Regions from separate parts of the Homo sapiens genome. Here regions 1, 2, 4 and 5 are each linked to region 3. The links are chromatin contacts, found by Hi-C or POLR2A ChIA-PET in ENCODE. All regions are on one chromosome and are shown on one strand. The core of a region is the stretch at or near the end of the contact, and the rest is flanking DNA. Distances in the headings are between cores, read along the strand shown. Region 1 holds the start of SLC25A39 (solute carrier family 25 member 39). Region 2 has its middle 21 kb from the start of LINC01180. Region 3 holds the start of HEXIM2-AS1 (HEXIM2 antisense RNA 1). Region 4 holds the start of FZD2 (frizzled class receptor 2). Region 5 holds the start of UBTF (upstream binding transcription factor).

Region 1 (4,731 bases), core at 763-3,262, 840 kb after region 3:
CGCCCGCCCCCCTCCGCCACCGCCCGCGCGTGCTGGTTTCTCTGTTAGGACAAATAAGCAAGATAGCACAGAAGTTCTAAACGCGAAGTGGGTGGTGGGGCCTGGGGTACGGGGCTGCCCCGGGAAATAAAGTGTCTCCCTGACAAGCGGGATCGGAGAGGGCAGCGCTGGACTTAAGCCTTCCTGTCTCCCGGGGAGGCAGTGTGGAGCCCTGGGAAAAGCACCCGGCCGGTTCGAATCTCCGGCTCTTCACGTCGAGCCTCAGTTTCACTTTCTGTAAAACGGGGTAATCTATTTCTTTTTCAGACGGAGTTTCGCTCTTGTTGCCCAGGCTGGAGTGCAATGGCGCAGTCTCGGCTCACCGCAACCTCCGCCTTCCGGGTTTAAGCGATTCTCCTGCCTCAGCCTCTCGAGTGGCTGGGATTACTGGCATGCGCCACCACGCCCGGCTAATTTTTTGTATTTTTAGTAGAGACGAGGTTTCACCATGTTGGTCAGGCTGCTCTCGAACTCCTGACCTCTGGTGATCCGCCCGCCTCGGCCTCCAAAAAGGCTGGGATTACAGGCGTAAGCCACTGCGCCCGGCCTTTTTTTTTGAGACGGAGTGTTACTCTGTTGCCCAGGCTGGAATGCAGTGGTGCGATCTCGGCTCACTGCAACCTCCGCCGGCCGGGTTCAAGCGATTCTCCTGCCTCAGCCTCCCGAGTAGCTGGGATTACAGGCGCCAGCCATCATGCCCGGCTACTTTTGTATTTTTAGTAGAGACGGGGTTTCACCATGTTGGCCAGGCTGGTCTCGAACTCCTGACTTCAAGTGATCCGCCCGCCTCGGCCTCCTAAAGTGCTGGATTACAGGCGTGAGCCACCGCGCCCGGCCTGTGGTAATCTATTTCAACAATAACCTACTGCAAAGAGTTTTGAGACTCAGAAGAAATCACGATACGAGAGCAACCAACACCAAAACGTCGATGCCCTCCCGCACTCAGTGCTCTTCCTCTCCGCGCAGAGTCATTCCGGGCCTTAGGCGAGGTTGTGATTTGCCCAAGGTCACGCGAAGGTGGGATCTGGCTCCCCATGGCTCTCCCGTCTCCCCCGGCTTGCTCACGTCCCAGCCCGCCCGGCCCGGGCTGCAGCTCAGCTAACCCAGTGGCGCACACCCGCGCGGGGCCCTGTGGTTTACAAAGCGTTTTGCAGTTGCAGGCCTGTCCTGTAACCTGAAAAATGGGGGCGATGCTAAGGCCGGCGAGAGAAGTCGCCGCGAAGTTTTCAAGTCTCGGCGGGTAGCCCGGCAAGTAACTTCGTCGTTATTGTGTGGTCTCCCGGCGATCTCGAAGAACTCATTCTCACTGCCGCCGCCACGCACCTGAGGACACCGAGGAAGAGGGCCAGTGCGTCACCCTCGCCGTCCAGAAGGCGCTGGGGTTTCCAGTGCCGCGCGCGGCCGGGGCGGGGCTGGTGAAAATGCGCTGTTAAGGCCGGCGCGGCGGCTCACGCCTGGAATCCCAGCACTTTCGAAGACCGAGGTGGGCGGATCGCTTGAGCCCAGGAGTTCCAGACTAGCCTGGGCAAAATAGGGAGACAAAAATAAAAGTAACAAACCAGCCGGGCGTGGCGGCGCGCGCCTGTGGTCCCAGCTACTCCGGAGGCTGAGGCAGGAGGATCGCTTGAACCCGGGAGGTCAAGGCTGCAGTGAGCCTAGATCGCGCCACTGCCCTCCAGCCTCGGCGACAGAGCGAGGCTGAAAAAGATGCTGTCTAAAAAAAGATGCTGGAAGTGCGTGCTGCTGCCACGTTAAGCGCGACGTGGAGACCGCGAAGTTGGCCGGCAGCTCTCAGCGCTGGACAGGCATGGAACTCGCCCGCGCGGCCCCGTCAAGGGGGCGGGACCGTCGCAGGTCCGGGCGGAGACGCGAGTGGGCGGAGCCGGGGACACTCCGGGCTTGCGGCTGGTCGGCCCGCGGCGGGCGGGGCCTCGTGGCGCGGTGTAGGGGCGGGGCCCCCTTGGCTGCTTTCGGCGTCGGCCTAGGTGCGCTGCGAGCGCGCGCGGACCGCGCACAGGCGGCGGAGCCGGTATGGGCCCGCCTGACCCTGGGCGCCGCGCCGCACGAGCACCAGCCTAGAGCCAGGTAGGCGGCACTGGGCCGGGGCTGGGGGCGGAGACGGAAGCGGGGGTCTCCGGGCGGCCGTGCGAGCCAGGGCAGGTGCTGGGGCCGTCGAGCTGGCGTGGTCCCCCTCACCTGGCGGCTCTCCGCCGTTCGGGGCCGGGAGTGTCGCCGAGGGTCGGGGAGACGTCCTGGTCCTACGTTCCTACTTCCCGCTCTCCCGGCTGCGCCCCGGGCCTGCATTTTGGGGCGGGAACCCAGAGACTGCTCTTTCTCTCCGGGCCCCGGGTCTGGCCCGTCCGGCCGGGCGGGGAGGGCCGGGCATCCCAGCCCGCAGTCCTGAGGAGGCGACGGGCCCTTCTTGGTCACCGGATCTGTTTACACGTCACCCTCGATGCCCGGCCGTCCCTCCACGCCCAGTAACTTGGGCTCTCAGGTGCCTGCCCGGGGCCTTGGTGCTGGAGTGGGGGCTGTGGGGGCAGCACAGGTACTCTGATTTTGGGGCCACGAGGGCCAAATCCGCGCCTGCACGTAGGAGGTGCGCAGTGGACACGTGCGAGGTGGACGAGGGAAGGACCCTGGCTCCTACTGCATTCGAGCGATAGGTCTGGCACCCTAGCTTCCTTCGGAACCACTCCTGAGTGACCTTGGGCAGGCCACCTCGTCTCCCCGAGCCTTAGTTTTCCCCGGCGGAGGGGGGCGGACAGTCCCTGCTTTAGAGGTCATTGCCAGGGTTGTTGAGGCAACAGATGTTTCGAGGGCGGTGGATGAGGGTTGGGTTAAAGTCTCACAGTGGGCCGGGTGCGGTGGCTCACGCCTGTAATCCCAGTGCTTTGGGAGGCTGAGGCGGGCGGATCACGAGGTCAGGAGATCGAGATCATCTTGGCCAACATGGTGAAACCCTGTCTCTACTAAAAATGCAAAAATTAACTAGGCGTGGTGGTGCGCGCCTGTAGTCCCAGCTACTTGGGAGGCTGAAGCAAGAGAACCGCTTGAACGGGGGTGGATGTTGCAGTGAGCCAAGATGGTGCCACTGCACTCCAGCCTGGCAACAGTGCGCAGAGCGAGACGCCGTCTCAAAACAAAAGTCTCACAGTGGCCCAGCCTCCTTTCCTGCCATCCCTGGAGTTGTGGTCTGTTTGAGGTTTGGTTTTCAGGACTGAAGCTTCAAGATGGCTGACCAGGACCCTGCGGGCATCAGCCCCCTCCAGCAAATGGTGGCCTCAGGCACCGGGGCTGTGGTTACCTCTCTCTTCAGTAAGACCTAGGGGAGGTGGGGTGGGGGCGGGTGGGGATGGGGCAGACCGGAGATTGGAGGCTGTGTGGTCCTGGGGGAGGAGTCCTAGGGGTGGGGTCCTGAAAGGAGCCTTCAGACCCGCTTCCTCCCCCAGTGACACCCCTGGACGTGGTGAAGGTTCGCCTGCAGTCTCAGCGGCCCTCCATGGCCAGCGGTGAGTACCTGACCTGGAACTAGTGAGGGGTGGTGCCTGGGCAAAAGAAAGATCTCCCAGAGGCTGGCCGTGGTTTCTCATACCTGTAATCCCAGCGCTTTGGGAGGCTGAGGTGGGTGGATCACCTGAGATCAGGAGTTCAAGGCCAGCCTGGCCAACGTGGTGAAACTCTCTCACTACTAAAACTACAAAAATTAGCCGGGCTTGGTGGCATGCGCCTGTAGTCCCAGCTACCTGGGAGGCTGAGGCAGGAGAATCGCTTGAACCGGGAAGGTGGAGGTTGCAGTGAGCTGAGATTGTGCCACTATGCTCCAGGGTGGGCGACAGAGCAAGACTCCATCTCAAAAAATAAAATAAAAAGATCTCCCAGAGATGGGGTCCCTAGGGCGGGTGGGGGCTCTCCTGACTTGAGGGGCTGCCTTGTATTTTAGAGCTGATGCCTTCCTCCAGACTGTGGAGCCTCTCCTATACCAAATGTGAGTGCCCCAAGCCACAGGGAGCATGGGAGGGTGCAAGGGGGAGACAGTCCTTGTCCCTGTCCCCAGGGCACCAGTGGGCTCCACAGCCATGGACTAGCATATACTCCCAGGTCCTGCCAGCCAGTCCTGTGACCTGCACCAGAACATCCACACAGGGACCTGGCCTTTACTGGCCTTCCAGGGATAGGGGCCCACTGCCTCCCTGCAAGGTTCTAGGATCCTGTCATTATAATGCCCCCTGCCTTTCCCCAGTGCCCTCCTCTCTCCAATCCACAGGGAAGTGCCTCCTGTATTGCAATGGTGTCCTGGAGCCTCTGTACCTGTGCCCAAATGGTGCCCGCTGTGCCACCTGGTTTCAAGACCCTACCCGCTTCACTGGCACCATGGTGAGGAGCAGCTGGGTCCGTAGGGATTCGTCGGTGTCCGTGAGGAGTTCGGTCTGGCTGGGCAGCAGACCCAGGAGTAAAGGGATTGGGCAAGGCACGCAGAGGTAGCCGGTTCCGTCAGGAAGTGCTTCCGGAGAAGGCAGTACCTCCATGGGGTGTTTGTTTTCTTTTAGACAGAGTCTCGCTCTGTCACCCAGGCTGGAGTGCGGTGGTGTGATCTCAGCTCACTGCAACCTCTGTCTCCTGGGTTCAAGTGGTTCTCCTGTCTCAGCCTCCGAAGTAGCTGGGATTACAAGCGTGCACCACCACCTGCCG
Region 2 (4,861 bases), core at 2,149-4,648, 530 kb after region 3:
GCCTAAAGTCCCTGGGCTTAATTGTCAGAGCCAAGCTTTGAACCCAGTTTTGTCTGACTACACAGCACTTTCTAACATGCTATATTGCCTCCATATACTTTCTCCATCAAAGCCCACCCATCATGTTATCCAGGTTTGTTTTTACTTCATTGTCATAGTCATGTTTGCCTAGAGGGAGCATCCAAGCCCTCCTGCTGAGGTATATGATGGAGATACTCAAGAAGCACCACAGAATCATTGCTTCTCTCACAGGTGACCTTACTTCCTGCCCTGGCCAAGCTATCAAGGATCAAGTTAATTCCTCGCTTTACTATGTTCTAGATAGTAAACCACGTTGGGCTGGCACGGTGGCTCATGCCTGTAATCCCAGCACTTTGAGAGGCCACGTAGGGAGCATCCCTTGAGTCCAGGAGTTCAAGACCAGCTTGGGCAACATAGGGAGACCCTGTCTCTACAAAAAATAACAAAAAATTAGCTGGGCGTTAGGCATGCATCTGTGGTCCTAGCTACTCGAGAGGCTGAGGTGGGAGGATCACTTAAGCCCAGTTACTTGAGCCAGGGAAGTCGAGGCTGCAGTGAGCTGGGATTGCCCCACTGCAGTCTGGCCTAGGCAACAGAGGAGACCCCGTCACCAAAAAAAAAAAAAAAAAAAAAAAAAAGTGTGCCGGATGGAGTCCCATACTGTCTGGCCCACGTGTTATAACTGTCACCTTAGCTAGAGCTGGAGCAAGAATATGGAATTGAATCCAGGCTCAGCCTCCACTGTAAGGATGGGAGACATTATTTTCCTAAGGAAGAGAATCCCAGTGAGTGCCTGGGAGCTCCATCTCTTCCCAATCTGCCCATACTTGGCCTCTTCCTATTTCCTGTCTTCTAAAAATGTATGAAATTCAGGGATGTTAGAGAGTGCTATTTGGAGAAATTAAGTTTAAATGAATCAGAAACACATGGATTGGCTTTCCCTCAGAAGAGACTCACATTTTAAAACGGAAAGGAAAATATATGGGACGAAGACCAGATGGGATTTTAAGTATGGAAGAAGGGTTGGATTGTTTCAGCAAATCCTAATCAGTTGGGCACACCCAGCTCTAGCTCCCCTTCACAGCTGCAAAGACAGGTCACCTCTGGGATGGTATGGTCCTGGATGTGTGTTCTCAGAGGACAGAGGCCCTGGATGTGGAATTAGAGGGCATGAGTTCATGATGAAGCAATGTCACTTAGCAGCTCTTATGGCCTTGCCACTGGACATTTGGCCCTTGTAGGGCGTGGTGGCTCACGCTTGTAATTCAGCACTTTGTGGGGATGAAGTGGTCAGATTGCTTGAGCTCAGGAGTTTGAGACCAGCCTAGGCAACATGGCGAGCCCCCTTCTTTACAAAAAATACAAAAATTAACGGGGTGTGGTGGTGTGCACCTGCAGTCCCAGCTACTCACTCAGGAGGCTGAGGTGGGAGGATGGCTTGAGCCTGGGGGGCAGAGGTTGCAGTGAGCTGAGATCGCACCACTGCACTCCAGCCTGGGCAACATAACAAGACCCTGTCTCAAAAAAAATTTTTTTTTCTTATCTGCTTTAAAAAAGGGGGAGGAATTTATAACATCTTTACTACCTACTTGTATGGCTTTTGTGACATCATGGTTCCAGTTTGCCAAAAACTATTAAACCATTATTGTAATTTAGCTGCATAATAAAGACTTTGAGGAGGGTAATAAGTGATGAAAATGACCACATTAGGGCAAATAGGTTGACAATTTATAAAATGGCTTTAAGACTTTTCCTTCAAGGGGATGTTAGTGTAAGCACTAACATCAGTAACTGGTTTTTGTTAGGTGATCCTTATCAGCCCAGCCTCCTAGGTCACAGTCATTCAGTCAATAGCGTCACTTTTAGATGACTTGCATGCAGGAACCCAGCCCCTGGTGCTACATATGAGTATGTTTGGGAGTGGGGTAGTGGTGGGGATATGGAGCACTGGGACGATGAGCAAGAAAACTAAATGCTAGAAGGATGCTTAGAAATAATTATGTCCAGTTTCCTCCTTCTCCAAGATTAGAAAACTGTTAGCTAGGCACCGTGGCTCATGCCTGTAACCCCAGTGCTTTGGGAAGCTGAGAGGGGAGGATGGCTTGAGGTCAGGAGTTTGAGACCAGCCTGGGCAACATGGAGAAAGCCCTGTCTCTACCAAAACAACTTTTTTAAAAAATTTTTTTTGGACAGGGTCTCACTCCATTGCCCAGGATGAAATGCACTGGCCTGACCACTGCTCACTGCAGCCTGGACTTCCTGAGCTCAGGTGTTCTCCCACCTCAGCCTCCTGAGTAGCTGAGACTACAGACGTGTGCCATGGCCGGCTAATTTTTTCTGTATTTTTTGTAGCGATGGGGTTTCACCATGTTGCCCAGGCTGGCCTCTAACTCCTAACCTCAAGTGATCCTCCTGTCATGGCCTCCCAAAGTGCTAGTGAAATGGGAAGAGTTCCCTTGTCCCCCTTGCAGGGCATACGATAGGGGTGTGGCTCGCTTCTTCAGTGCCCCGCTGCTCAAACTTCTAGGGGAGACATACAGACAGGCAGGCTGTGGGGCTCCGGCCCTACCGCAGTGTCTAAGAGTGAATGCTTACAGCTCCTGGCGCCCCAGTGGGCGCGTGTTACAGGGTGCTCTTTCAGCTTTGCTGTCGATAAGTGGCTTGTCTTACCAGCTCAATTAGACTTCTTCCTTGGCGCAGAGACCGAGAACAGAGGGCTTTCTGTATCCCGGGGTTCTTCCCTTGGTGTACCAGAATCGGATCACATGTGGGCTTGGAGTATGAGTGCAAGGTTTTATTGAGTGGAAGTCGCTCTCAGAATATGGGACAGCCAGAAGGTAAATGGTTGTCGCCTAGGAATCAGGCCGCTCGGTGGCCCGCGCTCTCCTCTGACTGCCTCAGCCAAACTCTGTGTTGCTCTGCCTGATCAGTGGCCTGCCAGCATGCCGGTGCCTATCAGTGCGTTCCTCTCAACGCCTAGCCAATGTGTGTGCCTCCGCTGACGTGCTCCTCCTCAACATCCAGCGGCTTGGCTTGGCTTTCCTTGGGGGGGGTAGATCTCGGGTTTTTATAGGCACAGGATGGGGGCGTGGCAGGACAGGGTGGACTTGGGAAACGCAACATTTGGGCAGGAAAACAAAAATGCCTGTCCTCACCTAGGTCCGTGGGGGTGGAGCCCTAGCCAAGGACTACGCCCTCCTGTACCCAGCACTTCCGTTACCCCTTTCTGTATCATTTAAAGGCACCACACACTTCCCTTCCTAGCACTTACGTATCAGTTTCAACAGAAGAGAATGATTTCCTGGGTTCTCAGTTTTTCTCCCTGACTCGGGGTACCAGCCCAGTGTCTAAAGGCTCTTCGGGGTGGCGGTGGGCCGTGTTTTTCTTTCTCTCTCTCCTCTGATTGGGACAGAAATGTCTTACTCGCCTGAGTGAGCAGGGCACACAAGCAGGCGGGCTCTCTCTCCGGCCGGCTTTGAAGCCGACTAATTAGGGCTTGGGCTGTCACAGCTGGCTTCCCCTGCGCCTCCCCTGACCCTGCCCCTGCCGCTGCCCCTGCCTCCCAGCCTGAGAGCTCCTCCCCTGCTGCCTTGTCTTCCACGGCCGACTGGTGGCTCTGCCAAGCCATCCGGCAAGGCCCTGGGATCTGAGGCCTGGAAGGGCCAAGGCAAAAGCAACCGAGAAGGGACAAGATGAGGCGTGGGACATGGAGCGAGCCCACAGACCACGGGGTTTCTAGAGGACTGCCTCTTTCTGGAACCCCTCATTCATAAGGAAGCCTGGAAGAGAGCCGCCTGGGCTAGGGACTGAGCCGTGGGCCCTTTATTTGAAAGCCAAAGCTTTCCGAAGGCTCCAGCCTCTCAGCCTGGCCCTTATAATTAGCCCCAATCAAAGTGTTTATGTCAGGGCCTACTGCGGAACTCAGGGCCCCATGATTTCATTCCAAACCTGGGGGGAGGAGAGGGGAGTGAGAGGGACTTGTGTTGGTACAAAGAAAACAGAGGGATGGGTAAGAAAGTTGGTGAGTGAAGAGGAGGCCGTCCTGGAGCAGGGAGGACAATCAGCCTCCGTTTGGCCATCAGCACAGGGGTCAGGAATCCACCTAGAGGAGCTGGTGCCCCAGCATCCTGACCTGGGCCCGGCCTGCCTGCCTTCTGGGCAGGCTCTGTGGGTGGGTGGGCTTGTGCCAATCGGAAATGGCTCGGATATAATTAACCCAACTAATCACCAGCCTCAGCCCTGTGGGAGGGGAGGGCACAGCCCATAGCCACGGCCCCCCCAGGAAGCTCCCATCTCCCCATGCTCCCTCCTCTGACTGGGGCCTGGGGTGTTCCAGGCTCTGCAGCTGCTTTGGATGGTAGAATCAGAGGGCGGGCAGGGAAGGGATGTGGGAAGAGACATGTTGCTTATTCTTATCTCTGGCCTCAAGGGGGATGTGACCGGAGGGAGTGTGCCTGAGTGTCTGAGCTGGCAAGGGTGGGTGGGGGGTGACTGAAGGGATTGTGGGGGAGGGCTTGGAGAGAGACTCCCAGCCATGGCTCCCAGGTGGCACTGGCTGTGTCCCACACTCAGTTAGCACTGCCCTCCTGTCTAGCCCTCCCGGGGAACTCTCCCGAGTGGGATACAGCTTGTAGGGAATTCTGTGTACTGGGTTTCGTGTCCTGGGCAGGGCAGGTGGAGTGTGGCATCTGAGTTCATATCTCCCTTGCGAACAGTCCTGCGAGGCCTCCAAGGGGTATCCCAACACCCTTCCTCCCTCAGCAAGTGAAGCTTTCCAGGATCTGGACCTGGCTCCTCTCTCCAGTTTCACTTCTCTGCACTTCTGGGCTCCGGCCTCGGG
Region 3 (4,508 bases), core at 350-2,849:
GGTCAGGCTGGTCTCGAACTCCTGACCTCAGGTGATCCACCCACCTAGGCCTCCCAAAGTGCTGGGATTACAGGTGTGAGCCACCGCACCCGGCCAGTTACTAAGATTTCATCAGCTAGCATAGACTGGGATTCCGGCCTATTGCCTAGTGCATAGTACTGATTCGTCAAAATACTGGTTTTCCAAATCTACCAACACATCTGGGACAAGAAGTTTGGATCTCAGCTGTGGGACCCGTGCTCGTGGTGCTTGGGTGGGCAGGAGGGCAGGGACTTACCTTGGCCTCCTCCAGGGCCACTGGTGACTCTGCATTACAGGCGGTCTGGTTCGGAGTGGCCATCATCTTCTGTTCCAAATCTTTCAGCAGACGCCTGGAACTAGTGACACCTGCTTTGAACAACAACAGAAACCTAAATCCTGAAGGAACGTCAGGAATACTCTGGCTGCCCAGAATTGTTTGCCCAGGCAGTGGCAGCCATTTTGTACCCCAGCCCTTCATACCCTTATTCTCAAATGCAGGCCCCGAAGGCTGCCTCCACCGCTGGTTTTCACACCTCCAGCCAGCAAGGGGCCAAATGGGATTCAGGGGCCGTCTTCTCTGTCCTGCTCCTCGGGTCCCTCACCAGGACTCATGTCCTGTACTGTCCTCCTGGAAGTCACCGAGGCCCAGGTTGGCAGCCAGGAAGCCAGGTGTAAGTTTTGTTTCCCCAACCACCAAAGGGGCAAAGGAGGACTGCCTGGGGAGGCTGGGAGTGCAGCGGGGCTGCTGCTGCCACGGGAGAACATGGAGCAAGCTCACGAGTCCTTCCCCACTGTCTCCAGTGGCCCCAATCTTGATGCAGCCCTGCACCCCCAACCTTCTCCCCAAGCTGGGCTCCAAAGGCCAGAAGCACAGCTGGGACCTGGGCCAGCCTAGTGCTGAGGACTTTTCCTCTAAGGTCCTGGCCTGCCTCCCTCCTTCCTCTCAGAAAGGGAAACAGGAGAAAAGGGGAAAGAGGTCTTTGCACTACATGCAGCTGGGAGGGAAACCCAACTAGGATAAGGATGGATTTCTTGGAAGAAGGGAGACAGTCATGGAAAGAGGTTTTGCAAAGGTGGAACTGACCTATTCGCTGTCAAGGGCTATGCACACCACTACATCTGTGTGCCTTTCTGTGCGACTGCCTGTCGGTGCAATTCCCAACGCCTGAGCCCTACCTCTTGCTGCAGTTGCAGCAGCTCTGGTCAAGCCGCTCAGGCCACTAAGATGGGGGGGAAGAGAGAGCCTGGACGCGCGGTGCCTGCTGGGGATTGTAGTTCTTCTGGCCTGAAAAGCGATCCAAGGGCCTGTAACGTCAACAGCCACACCCGAGACTCCAAAACCCATCTACCCTTGCGCGGGGGCAGACCGCGCGCGCATCACTGCCTTCTTTGATTGGTCAAGCCTTCTGCCAATATTCTCGCTTTTTTGGCAACGATTAGCTGTGAGGAGGCACAACTGGACCCGCCTTCTCCGAACTCAATTAAAGAGTTCATTGATGGCGTTAATCTTTACGGGGCAGAAAATAGATCCGGCTAAGGTGGGCGGGGCAGCAGGCGCGGAGGGATCCTTGGCCTTTGAGGAAGGCGACGAGAAGCTCGGCGGCCATCGCCGCCATTTTGGGCTGGGAGGAGGCAGCGGAGGGACTCGCTGCGCAGTGAGAGCACCCCGTGGGGGGTGGTCCGGGCGCGGGGAGAGGCCGGGCCGAGTGGGCTACCTGAAGTGGCGGCGCCGGGAGACGGCGGGAAGTGGGACCGGGGGCCAGGGAGGGTGAAGGTTGGAGTCTCCTCGGCCGAGCCCGGTCCTCAAACCGTCCCGGCAGCCCCGCAGCCTCGCCTCTCACAGAGTGCGGGGTTCTTCGGTAATTACCGCGTGTTTCCCGAGACCCCAGAAGGGGAGAGGCTGGTGAAACGGCTTCCCTCTGCGGTCTTTCCACAGGGGCGCGGATCCTGAGGCCGAGCTCTGCCAGCTTCCCTCCCCACCCCCATTCGGCCTGGGTATGGCGGCGAGGCCCCGCACAGAGGGACTCCCACTTCGACTGGAGAGGTGGGGGCGACGCCAGATTCCAGAGGCTGGCGCCGCGGGGGAGGGCGGAGGTCGCAGGTCTGGCCACAAGTCGGCGTGGCAGTCAGCTGGAGGCTCCGAGAGCGGAGATCCCAGTGCACCCACCTTACCTCGCTTACACCAAAGCGCCATCTCGCCGCCCGGGTTGCGAAAAACCACGACCCTCTTAAACTACTGTAGCAACCACTAATTCCCCCTGGGAGCAGCTAGAGAGGGGCACTTGGAAACCTTCACGAGCTCGGTGCCTGAAGGTCTCTGAGGCTCTTGCCCTCAAGATCTCTCCCATTCAGCCCCGATTCTCCGGACAACCTGACCTAGCATGTCGCCAGCCTCTTGGTGAAACGCCTAAAGTGTGCTGCCCCACTTCTCTTGAAAGTTTACACCGAAGGGATGAGGTTTTGCCCTTTACAGGGTTGGGGCACAAAGTCGGAGTCGCTGCGGCTCCGAAATAGAAACGGAGTTGCCCATTTCGTATGCTTCATCAACATCTGCTTGCATTTTGAAATCCTAGTCTTAACTTTTACACAACTTTTAGAGAAATGGCTGCCCTCCTAGAGGGAAAAACGAACTACAGTAATTCCAATTCCAATGTAATCTTTGTAAGACTACAAAATCTTTCCAGTTTAAAGATTTTTCTTTTCCCACAGACTAAACAAAGTCAGAGTATTTTGTGTTCTACTGGTGCATTGTTACTAGGTAACCTCAATTTTTTGAAATTCCAAGTAATTGAAGGATCACTTTTGTAGATCCTAAATGCTACCAAAAAAGAAACCAGTTTTTATCTACTTCATATGTATAGCGTTTAAGAGATGAGGAGACCTGCTTTGAAAGAATAAACTCTTAACCTTACATTATAGCTGTAGCAGCTTCTTAAAGATTGAAGTTTGATGTGAAGTTCTTTTATTGAATTGCAGGTTAAACCATCTTACTTCCTACTGCTTGAAATCTAAATCCAGAGAGATTTGTGGCTCAAGGATATCTTCAAATAAAAGTTTTATTGCTAAAATGTCAGTTAAAATTATGCCTAGGTAGGTGCTGAAGTAGGAGAGGCTTTGACGTAGCAGAGTGACTGGCAGTGAATTTTGTGGGTACCTTGTGATGAGTCTTATTATCAGTTACAAATGGTCAAAACATGCCTAAGCCTTCAGCCTTACTAAAAGTTTAACAGAACTTGGCCTGGCGCGGTGGCTCACACCTGTAATCCCAGCCCTTTGGGAGGTGGAGGCGGGTGGATCACCTGAGGTCAGGAGTTTGAGACCAACCTGGCCAACATGGTGAAGCCCCTTCTCTACTAAAAATACAAAATTAGCCGGGTGTGGAGTTGCGTGCCTGTAATCCCAGCTACTCGGGAGGCTGAGGCAGGAGAATCGCTTGAACCCAGGAGGCAGAGTTTGCCATGAGCCTCTCACCGTTGCACTCCAGCCTGGGTGACAGAGTAAGACTCTGTCTCAAAAAAAAAAAAAAGTTTTCCAGAACTGAAGTTCTGCTCCTCCTATTAATAATTTTTCTTCAGTTGGAGTGACAACTCCATAGCATTAACTTTTTTCCCTCTGCTCCCCAGATGTTTTACAACTGGATTACAAAATAGGATCATCATTGACTAGGGTCCTCAATCCAAAACTGGAACCACTTACTCCTAACTGAAGCTTCAGTACACTTGATGCCTACTGTGGTTTGATTTTTTACCTACATATGACATGTTCGCTCTACACTGATCAAGAGATGTGAGTTTAAAAAAGCTAACTAACTTGGTAGGACTTAAATAGTCATAGGAACAGAAAAGGCTTTTAAAGACGATCTTTGTGGGTCTTCTGTCAAGAATTTAATGGAGGATCCTAGACACTTGGGATTCATCCTCCATTATGAAGTAATCTAGTGAAATTTTTGGATGCTACTGAGTGGCAAATACTGTACCAGCAGCAGAAATTTGTTACTCATTTGTAAATGAAACTTACTATCCTTAAGGTTGACCCACAAGCTTTTCCATTCTTTGCTAAGAAAAATTGGGAATAGGCCGGGCACAGTGGCTCACGCCTGTAATCCCAGCACTTTGGGAGGCCAAGGCGGGCAGATCACGAGGTCAAGAGATTGAGACCGTCCTGGCAGACATGGTGAAACCCCATCTCTACTAAAAATACAAAAATTAGCTGAGTGTGGTGGTGTGCACCTGTAGTCACAGCTACTTGGGAAGCTGAGGCAGGAGAATTGCTTGAACCCCGGGGCTGGAGGTTGCAGTGAGCCGAGATCGTGCCACTGCACTCCAGCCTGGGTGACAGAGCAAGATTCTGTCTCAAAAAAAAAAAAAGAAAAAATGGGAATAAAACCAGCTTATTAGTGGCCTCCTGGTTATCTAAGGAAAACACAGGACTGTAGGACTGAAAATTAGGAACTCCGAGCTCTGTTTCTGTGTGTGCTGCCCTTAACT
Region 4 (4,958 bases), core at 1,321-3,820, 600 kb after region 3:
CTCTCCCCACCAGCACACCCCGACCCCGATTTTTTTTTCCACGTCTTCATCTCTGTTGGGACTTTTCCAAGAGTGAGTGAAGAAGACAGGACAAATGAGTAGGGAAAGAAAAGGGGGAAGGAAACAAAACGAATCCAAGTCCTGTTCAAAAATATCCAACGGCTTCCACAGGCCCAGCGTCAGAGAGGAGGCTCACAAATTTGGCTTTTATATTAGTTGAATGGAACAAACTCCTAACGACTCAAAGCCAACAAAAACAGCGCTCAGGCTGGGTGCCTCTCCCATCAGGCCCAGCCCTGCCATATCACCAAAAAACTCCAAAAGTGGGGCGGGTTTTGAAGGGCACTTAAGAAAGAGAACCCTCCCCCCAACTACACTCCCCAACACACACACACCTCATTCTTCAGTCCTGGCGCCCACACCCCTGTTTTTTTTTCTCCTTTTTTCTTTTAAATAGAAAATATATATAATTAAATTTACAAAGACTATTTACAGTTTTAATTACAAACCTTGTGGGGGTGTTGGGCAGAGAGTTCTCTTTTAAAAAGCAACCTAAAAGTGAAATGGTTTCGATCGTTTTTTATTTAAAAAAATAAAATACGGAGTCTGTAGGGGCCCCACCCCGGGCGGAGGAAAGCGCCGCGCGGTTCCGGCCTGGGGGCGTCCCTCACACGGTGGTCTCACCGTGTCGGCTGTTGGTGAGGCGAGTGTAGAACTTCCTCCACGAGTGCAGCGTCTTGCCCGACCAGATCCAGAAGCCCGACGTGATGCCCACGATGAGCGTCATGAGGTATTTGATCATGTAGACCGTGAAGTCGGGCGACATGCGCGGCGTGTAGTGCGCCGGGCACGGGATGGCCAGGCTCTTGCAGTGCTGGCTCACCCACGAGCGCTCCCAGTGCTCGCGGAAGGCCTGCTCGTAGAAGTAGCAAGCGATGACGATGGTGGCGGGCACTGTGTAGAGCACGGAGAAGACGCCGATGCGCACCATGAGCCGCTCCAGCTTTTCGGTCTTGGTGCCGTCGTGCTTCATGATGGTGCGGATGCGGAAGAGCGACACGAAGCCGGCCAGGAGGAAGGACGTGCCGATGAACAGGTACACGAAGAGCGGCGCTAGCACGAAGCCCCGCAGCGGGTCCAGGCTGTTGAGGCCTACGAAGCACACGCCGCTCAGCAGGTCGCCGTCGATCTGGCCCATGGCCAGGATGGTGATGGTCTTGACGGCCGGCACGGCCCAGGCGGCCAGGTGGAAGTACTGAGAGTTGGCCTCGATGGCCTCGTGGCCCCACTTCATGCCGGCTGCCAGGAACCAGGTGAGCGACAGGATGACCCACCAGATGGAGCTGGCCATGCTGAAGAAGTAGAGCATCATGAAGAGGATGGTGCAGCCCTCCTTCTTGGTGCCCTGCACCACCGTGCGGTAACCGTCCTCGGAGAAGCGCTCGTTGCACACCACGCGCTCCTGGAGCACGAAGCCCGCGATGTAGGCCACCGACACCATGGTGTAGCAGCCCGACAGAAAAATGATAGGCCGCTCTGGGTAGCGGAAGCGCTGCATGTCTACCAAGTACGTGGTGACAGTGAAGAAGGTGGAAGCGCAGCACAGCACCGACCAGGTGAGGATCCAGAGGCGCGCGAAACGCGTCTCCTCCTGTGAGAAGAACATGGAACCATCGGGCCGCGCAGGTTCGCAGGGCGCAGCACAATCACGCTCGCCCAGAAACTTGTAGCTGAGATAGGATGGCACCTTGAGGACGCGCGGGCAGTGGAAGGGGTGCTCCAGCGTGGCGTAGCGCGGGGGAGCGCCGCCGCCGCCCGGGCCACCCGGGGTGCCCCCGGCACCCGGCTGCAGTCCCGGCGGCGGCGCGGTGGTGAGTAGCGCGGGAGCTCCGTCCTCGGAGTGGTTCTGGCCGACGCAGATCTGCTCGGCGCCGTGGCGCGGGAAGTGCTCGCAGCGCAGGCGCTCGGGCCACTGAAAACCGAACTTGTTCATGAGGGCTTCGCAGCCCTGGCGCGCGCGCTCACAGATAGAGCGGCACGGCGGGATGGCCTGTTCCAGCACGGTGCACACGGGTGCGTACATGGAGCACAGGAAGAAGCGCAGTTCGGGCGAGCACTGCACCTTCACCAGCGGATAGAACTGGTGCACCTCTAGGCCTGCGTCCTCCTGGTTCGTGTGGCCCAGAAGGTTGGGCATGATGGTCTGGTTGTAGGCGATGTCCGTGCACAGCGGGATGGAGATGGGCTGGCAGAAGCCGTGGTCCGGGATGGAGATGCCCTTCTCCCCGTGGAACTGGGCCGGCCCGGCGGCGGGCAGCAGCAGCAGCGGCAGCAGCAGGCGGGGCAGGGCGCTGCGGGGCCGCATGCTGGCCGCCGCCCCCCACCCGGCTCCTTGGCGCCCCCCCCGCCCCCGCCCCCAACCCGGAGACTGCGCTTCTTCCCCGCCGCCTCCTCGCTGCGGCTGCCGCCTCCCGCGCCTCTTTGCAAACTTTACTCGCGGCCGCAGAGTTGGGGAGGCCGGGCGGGGGAGGGGGCGGTGCGCCTGCCCGCTTGCTTGCCGCGGTCGGACTGAGCAGCCGGAGACACCGCGCGCTGCTGCCCTCTCTCCTCTTCCTCCTCCTCTCGCCTCTCAGCTCCCCCTCTCCCCTCCCTTCTGCACCCAGCGACTTCTTTGTGCCTCCTCCAGCCCTCACCTCGGCCTCTCCGATCCCAATTAGTCGGTTTCAAGGGGGCCCCCGCTGGCGGCCCCGCCCTCTCCTCAGCCCCCCAAAAAAGGGATCCTTGAAACCGCCCCGTCGAGCTCTAAGCACCAACCCAAAATGTGCTCTCGGCCAATCAGATTTAAACCCGAGGACCAGGCCCGAGGGCTGGATTGGTCGACCACAACATAATGAGATCAGAAACCAGATGCCAACAAAACTTTCCCCCCCTTTTGCTTTTTAAAGAGACAAGCTATTATTATATTAAGGGCTGTTTGCCCAGCCCGGGATTTCTCCGGAGTTGCCGCGGCGAGATCGGGGGACACTACTCGACCCTGGCTCACTCCTCTTCCCGGGCCGAGGTGCTCTGCCGGGTGGGGACTCTTTAAACCCTTGCCCCCGCCCCCGATCCTCGAACCCCACCTATTCCTAGTCCAATTTTTCAAATCGAGTGAAAAATCTCAAATTTAAAAATTAAAACAGACTTTAAAAAAACTAACAATTTACAAAGACCTTTTCTGTCCGCTCTTTCTGGAGCCCAGGCGAAAGTTTCACTTCACTTTACACGTAGATCCCTCGCCCTCCCCCTCCACACACCCTTAAAAAACCCTCTGAAAAATGGGATCCTGTCTCTTTAAGAGACTCTTAAAGGGACCAGGACTCCGAGGCGTAATTGCCCCGTAGCCAACACAAAGGAGCCCATTATGGTTCTTTGTGTTCGGTGGCACCTCAAAGTGAGAAAACTCAGGAACTCGGAGGCCCGGAGCTGGAGGGTTGGGGCGGGGGGCTTGGAGGGAGCGAGGGAAAGGAGAATGGCCCGGAGCTGCGGCTTCTCCCTCCCGCTTCTTCTGCGGCAAATCTTAATTGTGCAAAGTAAAGTTTAGTTGCCCTAAGGAGGAGGTCTTAATCGAAAGTTAATGGTGGGGGGCGGGGGGTGACGGGCAATTTTGAGTGAAGGGACGACTCTCTTAGGCCTGACGAACGTTTGAGGGAATTTTCCTTCTGCCTCCCCACCTCTACCTCCGCCCCCTAAAAGCTTCCAGATCCCGTCTCCAGGGCGAGAGGGGAGTTTTACCCAAATCTTAAGTGGTTCCACACCAGAGAGGGGTGGCGTGTGTGACGCGGGAGGAAACTGGGGGGTTGTGGTGAATTATCCCCTCCACATCTCTCACCTGGTAAGGGGTGGGGTGTGGCCAGCAGGGTTCCTGCTACTTTTAGAATTTTTCTTTTCCCTTCTAGGATTTTAAATTTGGAAAGGGGTCGAGGAGGAATTTGCATGTAAATCTCCTGGGCCTGATACTGGATGATGGATCAATTATTTTCTGTTGTCTCTCCCGAGGGACAGGGGAAAGGGGGGACTTAAAAAGAAGAAAGAAAATTGAGTTTAGAAAGCCCCTTTGCTTCACAGTATGGGCCAAATCCTCACAGTCTGGTGAAATGTTTCTTGCTCCAATATAGAAAAGAATTGTTTTAAACAACAACAGCAGAAGAAGAAAAATAACAAAAAGAGGAAAGGAGTAGGGAGAAGGAAAAAATATTCTAAGTAGATGGATACAAAGGGATCCAGGTTTGACAGGATTCAAAAAAAAATTTTTTTTTCCTGATCGAATGAATGATATAAAGATGTTCCGGTTTCTTACAACTTGAAAATGTTCCTTATTACATCCTGGGGAATTTGCCTTTTCCCTACACCAGGATGAAAATTTTCCTTCAAAATTGGGGCATGAGTGGGTGTCGAGGGGGATATGCCTTTTTTTGTGCATCCCATTTCCAGCCCACCCATCTCTATTCCACCAGCAAGCCCATTTTCTCTCAGAGCAGTCTAAGGATGGGAATGTTGTGCTCTCTCTGCTCCATTTGAGCCTGAGCTTTTGATCCTCAGATCTCCTGCCTAGTCCATCTCAAAGCATCTTGAGAGCCGGTACCAAACATGGAAGCTGAGCAGTGGAAACAAAAATGAATGACAGGCTCCTATACCCCATTCAGGAAGCTCGCAGTCCGATAGGAAATTGAGAGCAAATCTCCAATGTAAACGCAGCATCTTCAATTTCCTTCCATGACAAACCCGTTTTCCTGGCCTAGGGCCAGGTCTGAATGACAGTTATCCCCTCCCAGCCACCCCAAGGCAGATGGGGAGCTGGGGAGCTGGAAACAGGAAATAGAGGACATTCTTCCATTCACTCAGGCAACCTTTCATTCCTTCAACACACTTTTTTTCTTATTTCAAACCACCATAATAGGGGCTATGGAGAATGTGGA
Region 5 (4,708 bases), core at 1,156-3,655, 940 kb after region 3:
GGGAGAGATGCGCCAAGCGGTGTCTCCCGGTTCCAACTCCCCCCACACCCGCCTCGACCCTAGAAGATCCCTCGCGCAAACCCACTGGGATTTTGCTCTTTCCCCTACCCCGGCCCAGTGACCGACGCCGGGGTAGCTGCTGCTTCTTGAAAAATCCCCGCAACTCCCACCCCGACACCCGTCACTACGACCCAGGGGGAGAACTTTTTGCTCGGACTCCTCGGATCCTAAACCCAGCGAAACGGGACATTGAGAAGCTTGTCCTAAAACCCGGAAGGCCCTTGCGGAGCATGGAGATCGGATAAGGCGGGGTGCTCCCCCGGTTTTCCGATGTGTTGCAAATCTAAGAGCTTCTTTCTCGCTTTTTTTTTCCCTGTAACTACCCCCCCCCCCTTTTGCTTCAGGGTTGCAAAAGCAAAGAGCAATTAAAAAAAAAAAACCGCGCACACACTCAGACACACACCAGTGGCGACAGGGGAGAGTTGGAAAGACGCAGGAGAGAAGCAGGAGGCAGGAGGCAGCGGGGATGGAGCAATGGGAGCGGGAAGCAGGCAGGTTTCCTTGCAAATCCCCCTCCGGCCTCACGCCGTCTCGCCGGCCCCGGCAGGGGAGCGAGGACCCCGGCGAACAGATGGAGGAGTGGAGCTCGCTCTAGGCAGCTGGGCTTGGCCGGAGAATGGAGGAGCCACCAAGCGACCGGCTGATTGGAAGAGAAACGCAGAGCGATGGAGGCGGGGTAGGAGGACGATTTCTCTGCGGGGACTGGCGGCGGCGTACACGCCCGGGTCGGGCGCTGCAGAGCTTGGCTGGCTTTCAACCCGCGCTCGCCGGCTCCAGCCCCGCGCGCCCCCACCCCTAGCCCTCCCGGCGGCTCCGCAGGTGAGTGCGAGCTGGGGGCAGAAATATCCAAAAGTCTCAACATGCCCGCCCTGCAAAAAGAAAAAAAAAAGACGAAAACCATTTTTCTTTAAAAAAAAAAAATTTTTTTTGTGCAACCCCTAGAGCAGTGGGAGGGAAGGGGTGAGGCTGAGCCGCCCGGAGGAGGCGGAGGGGCCAGGCGAGGCCGGGGTGGCCCGGGAGGCGGCGGCGCCGAGGCGGCTCTGACGGGCAAGCGCTCGGAGCGGCGCTGCGCTGCGCCGAGGCGGGCGGGCGGGCGGGCGGAGCGGGGCGGGCGGAGCGCGGCGCGTGGGGCTCGCCATTAGCCGTCGCTCCGCTTCGCCATCTCGGGCTTTGTCTGGCGACTCGCTGCCCCGGCGTCGGCTGCAGCGGAGCTGCGGCTCGACTGTTCGGCCCGCCGTGCTCCCAGGTGCCCCCGGCCTGCGCTCCCATCCACACGCTCGGTAAGTGAGCCCGGGAGCCGCGGATTTCGGGGGAGAGGGGTTGCTACGAGTGGCGGCGGCGCCGATCTTCATGCGCCCGGGCAGGCCTGGAGAACCATGCCGGGCTGGATTGAACCGGCTCCCACAGCGGCCCCTCCGCCGGAGCCCGTCGTTCCCTTGCCGTTTCCGGGGTGTAAAGAGCAACGGGGATTTTTTTTTTTTAATGCAGAGGTTTTAGTTTTCGGGTTTTTTTTTAAGTTTCGTATGTGCCGTTCGGCAAGGAGAGGACCGCGAGGTAGGCACCGAAGCTGGACGCCGCGATCGGCGTGCGTGCGCCCCAAACCAGCGGCCACGCTCCGGGGGATGAGGGTGGGCGCGGACCGCTCGCTCCGGGAGGCGGGAGAGAGCTGGCCTGGAAGCCCTAGTCTGAGCTGGGAGAACTTGGGGGAGAGCTCCGGAGCAGGGCTGTGGGCGCCCCCCGAGCCTCCCCGGACGCCGGGGGCACCTCCGGGCACCCTCTCCGCGGCCGCACCTCGGCCCTCCCTCGCCGGCGAAGCCTGCTAGTTCCCCCGCGGGTCTGGCGAGGTCGCTCTCGGCGCCCGCCCGCCCGCCTAGGCTCCGAGCCCCGCCGCCATCCGGGCGGCTGCGTGTCTCCCTGCCCCGGCCCCCCCCCCCTTCCCCGGCGGCGGCAGCAGCAGCAGCAGCAGCCGCCGCCGCCGCCAGCACCACCACCACCACCCCCCTCCCCTCCTTCCTTCCCTCCGCCTCGGCCGCCCGGGTCCCCCCAGCTCCCGCCCCTCCTCCCAGCTGCCCCCCGCGGAGCCCGCCCGGGCAGGCTGTGGGAGGGAGCGGAGCCGGCGAGGCGGGCGGGCTGGCGCTCGCTCCCCGGGGGTCGGTGTGCGCTCTACGGGGAAGGACGCGCTCGCTGCCCCGCTTCTCCCGCCCCCCCTCCCGCTCCTCCTCCTCCCTTCTCCCTCCTCCTCCCCGCTCCGGCGGCTGAGGCTGCGGCGGCGGCGGGGGGTGTGCGAGCTGAGGCCGGGGCCGGCGGCGGGCGGGCTGCCTGCAGGCGGAGGGCGCTGTGCTTTGTGCTTTTCGCCGCGAGGAGCAGCAGGCAGCAGCCACAGCCGCCGCCGCCGCCGCCGCCGCCACAGCAGCAGCAGCCGCCGCCCCAGCGCCGCCGCCTCGCCCGGAGGAGGAGCCGCTGCCGCCGCGGGAGGGAGCTGCGGCTGTGCCCGGCCGAGCGGGGGAGGGCGCCGCCACTCAGAGCCAGGGAGGGAGCCGCTGGAGCGGGAAGCCCGGAGGCCGCGCTGCGCCGGGTAACCGAGGCGGCTGAGGACGCGCGCTGGGGTCGGGGCCGGACGGCGGGAGCGAACCGCGGGGTGCGGTGGGCGCCCAGCGGGGACCCGAAGCGACCACCGAGCAGGCGACCGGGCGCGAGCAGACCAGGGCACTTGGGAGGACGCCGAGAGCCGGGGGAGGGGAAGGCAGGAAGCGAGGCCTGAGCCGAGCCCCGGCCGCTGGCGGAGGAGCCCGCGCTTCTCGGAGCCGGCAGGCGCAGTTCTCCCCGGCCGCCGGAGGGGGCGGCGGGGCCGGTGAGCGCTGCGCCCCCGCCTCCCGGCCGCCGTCCTCCCGCCCTCTCCTTGGCTCGGCTCCCCGGAGGCCGGGGCGGGGGCGCCGGCGGGGCTGGGCCGCAGGCTCGGGGGAGGAGGCGGCGGTTCCCGCCGCGGTCGCGCCTCTGTGCCGGGCTCCTCCGTGCGCGTCGGGGTGGCTGGGCGGTGGCGGCGCCTCTGGCCGGGGTGGGTGGCTCGGGGGCGGGGGGCAGGCTAGGCCGCTTCTCTCCGGCTGCTTGCCCGCCTGTGCGGGCGGGGACGGCGAAGGGAGCCCGGGAGGGGGGAGCGGCGGGAATCCGGATCCGGTCCCCGGGGGCGGTGCGGCCGCTCCGCTCCGGGGCTGGCGGCGGCTGCGCTGCGTCCGGGTCCCCGCCGGGTTGCGGAGGCGGGGGGAACCGGCCGGGGGGAGGCGGGAGGAGGAGACTGGGGCGCGTGCCCGCTTCCGTGGCCGCGCGCGCCCTTTACCCGCCCTTCCTCTTCCCCCGCCCTCCAGCCTGGGGCCTCCCCGGGGCGGGCGCTCCGAGGAGGAGGAGATTTTTTCTTTTTTTTTTTTTTTGGCTGGGGTTGGGAAGCGGGGCGGAGGGCGGGCGCTCGCTGCACGCGGGAGCTAGGAGCAGGCCCTCGCGTGGCCAGGGGAGGGCGCGCGCCGCGGAGCCGGGCTGCAGGGGCTGGGGGAGGGGGTCACGAGGAAGAGGAGGGGCGCACTCCCATTCCCATAGACCCCTTAAGTCTAATAAGGTCATGGCTGAGTCTCTCAGAGTGTGGACCTGCCCCCTTCTACTCTGGGCGGTTAGAAAGTCGTTAGTCGTTCACCTCTCAGCCTTCCTGAGTGGGAACTGGTATGTCTTCCAAAGGGTGAGGTGGCTTTGACCCCGGGTTGCCCGGCCAGCACGACCGAGGAGGTGGCTGGACAGCTGGAGGATGAACGGAGAAGCCGACTGCCCCACAGACCTGGAAATGGCCGCCCCCAAAGGCCAAGGTAGGGGCATCCACCCCCGGCCCTCTGAAACTTAAACCCTCTTTCCCTCGTGGCTGCGGGGCTCACTCCCTTCTTCAAGGGCTTTTTCAGTCTGCATACACTGAACTGGGGGAGAAAGTGCCTTGAGTATTTATGAATCAAGCATCTCCCACACTTGGGGTTTGGCTGAATCCAAATTATTTGGCCTGGAGTGGCTCACCTCCCCTCTCTCCCTGTCCCTCACCCTCTGTGTTAGAGGAGGCCTGCCTTCTGGGGTTCCCATTCAGCCTGAAGTGTGTCCCAGCCCAGTGTCCTGGAATGGGAGGAAGGATGAGTGTAGAGGAAGGGTCAGGAAGGGGTTGGGGAAGGCTTCTCAGGCTTTTTAGGAAGACCATGAGGCTTTTGTAGAGGCAGGTGGAGAAAAGGGCTGTTTTGGTGGTTTTAGGCCCCAAGCCATGGGATATATGTACTCAACTAGATCTCTGCCTCATTCAGCAGTGATCCAGTCTAGATGGGGATAGAGAGTAGGATGAAGCTGGACAGCTGGCCATGCTTGTGGGACATTGAGGGGAGAGGGGATTATGGGTCCACGTGGCCCATTCTGCAGAATCTCTGGCCCAGGTTACCAGATGCAAATGAAAATGGAGAGCCCTTTTGACTTCTGGCCTTGGGTGGCTATTCTCCCAGCCCATCCACAGTGGCCTAGAGCTCTCTGGGGCTGCATTTCAGTGGCTGAAAAATAACTGTTCCAGACCTGTTCTTGCTTCCCTGGGTAGTTGGGCTGACAAGACAGCTTGTAATTCTGGGGGTTCTCCCTGGAG

The links. Hi-C counts contacts between places; a loop is a spot of excess contacts on that map. ChIA-PET counts read pairs that join two places held with the same protein, here RNA polymerase II (POLR2A). Pooled maps may share reads with other maps.
Region 1: a loop to region 3 is called in a map of naive thymus-derived CD4-positive, alpha-beta T cell, with 6 times the contacts of the local background. The contact joins the promoter of SLC25A39 here to the promoter of HEXIM2-AS1 in region 3. A Hi-C loop is called at or near these places in 1 of 168 maps with a recorded cell type or tissue (naive thymus-derived CD4-positive, alpha-beta T cell) and 3 of 50 pooled maps. POLR2A ChIA-PET finds 5 or more read pairs at or near these places in 3 of 52 experiments (H1, K562 and MCF 10A).
Region 2: a loop to region 3 is called in a pooled map, with 4 times the contacts of the local background. The contact joins the enhancer-like site here to the promoter of HEXIM2-AS1 in region 3. A Hi-C loop is called at or near these places in 1 of 50 pooled maps. POLR2A ChIA-PET finds 5 or more read pairs at or near these places in 2 of 52 experiments (OCI-LY7 and WTC11).
Region 4: a pooled map shows a loop between it and region 3 (5-fold over the local background). The contact joins the promoter of FZD2 here to the promoter of HEXIM2-AS1 in region 3. A Hi-C loop is called at or near these places in 4 of 50 pooled maps. POLR2A ChIA-PET finds 5 or more read pairs at or near these places in 2 of 52 experiments (PC-9 and activated B cell).
Region 5: a pooled map shows a loop between it and region 3 (7-fold over the local background). The contact joins the promoter of UBTF here to the promoter of HEXIM2-AS1 in region 3. A Hi-C loop is called at or near these places in 4 of 50 pooled maps. POLR2A ChIA-PET finds 5 or more read pairs at or near these places in 2 of 52 experiments (B cell and activated T-cell).

The regions. Positions count from the first base shown.
Region 1 is chr17:44,322,104-44,326,834 of GRCh38, reverse strand. SLC25A39 (solute carrier family 25 member 39) reads left to right here and starts at 2,012. Exons shown (of 12, transcript NM_001143780.3): 1 at 2,012-2,124; 2 at 3,258-3,357; 3 at 3,492-3,551; 4 at 3,983-4,027; 5 at 4,283-4,416. The coding sequence starts at 3,273. It overlaps LOC124904009 (a long non-coding RNA gene), which reads right to left and starts at 1,382. Exons shown (of 2, transcript XR_007065768.1): 1 at 1,214-1,382. RefSeq lists enhancers at 930-979, 238-1,089, 1,160-1,219, 1,270-1,349, 1,510-1,699 and 1 more, a cis regulatory region at 1-265 and silencers at 1,800-2,229, 2,250-2,469.
Region 2 is chr17:44,627,253-44,632,113 of GRCh38, reverse strand. No RefSeq gene overlaps it. Among named protein-coding and RNA genes, the nearest start is that of LINC01180, 21 kb to the left of the region's middle. RefSeq lists an enhancer at 3,260-3,419 and a silencer at 3,530-3,649. Within about 2 kb of position 3,398, at least 9 of the 41 ENCODE cell types and tissues checked have a DNase peak (open chromatin) inside an H3K27ac peak, as active enhancers do; they include OCI-LY7, where a contact is called at or near this core.
Region 3 is chr17:45,158,629-45,163,136 of GRCh38, reverse strand. HEXIM2-AS1 (HEXIM2 antisense RNA 1) reads left to right here and starts at 1,599. Exons shown (of 3, transcript NR_186789.1): 1 at 1,599-1,676; 2 at 3,645-3,807. HEXIM2 (HEXIM P-TEFb complex subunit 2) reads right to left here and starts at 1,262. Exons shown (of 4, transcript NM_001303441.2): 1 at 1,106-1,262; 2 at 502-649; 3 at 278-387. The coding sequence starts at 343. RefSeq lists enhancers at 1,023-1,152, 1,163-1,362, 780-1,395, 1,513-1,742, 1,396-2,011 and 1 more.
Region 4 is chr17:44,555,096-44,560,053 of GRCh38, reverse strand. It overlaps FZD2 (frizzled class receptor 2), which reads right to left and starts at 2,570. Exons shown (of 1, transcript NM_001466.4): 1 at 1-2,570. The coding sequence starts at 2,365. The coding sequence ends at 668. RefSeq lists silencers at 1,824-1,873, 2,119-2,365, 2,764-2,863 and enhancers at 1,360-2,320, 2,538-3,305, 3,306-4,075.
Region 5 is chr17:44,217,372-44,222,079 of GRCh38, reverse strand. It overlaps UBTF (upstream binding transcription factor), which reads left to right and starts at 2,405. Exons shown (of 21, transcript NM_014233.4): 1 at 2,405-2,635; 2 at 3,784-3,908. The coding sequence starts at 3,851. All of the region lies in intron 1 of ATXN7L3-AS1 (ATXN7L3 antisense RNA 1), which reads right to left. RefSeq lists an enhancer at 1-254 and silencers at 969-1,188, 1,699-2,388, 2,515-2,679, 2,439-3,458, 3,509-3,678.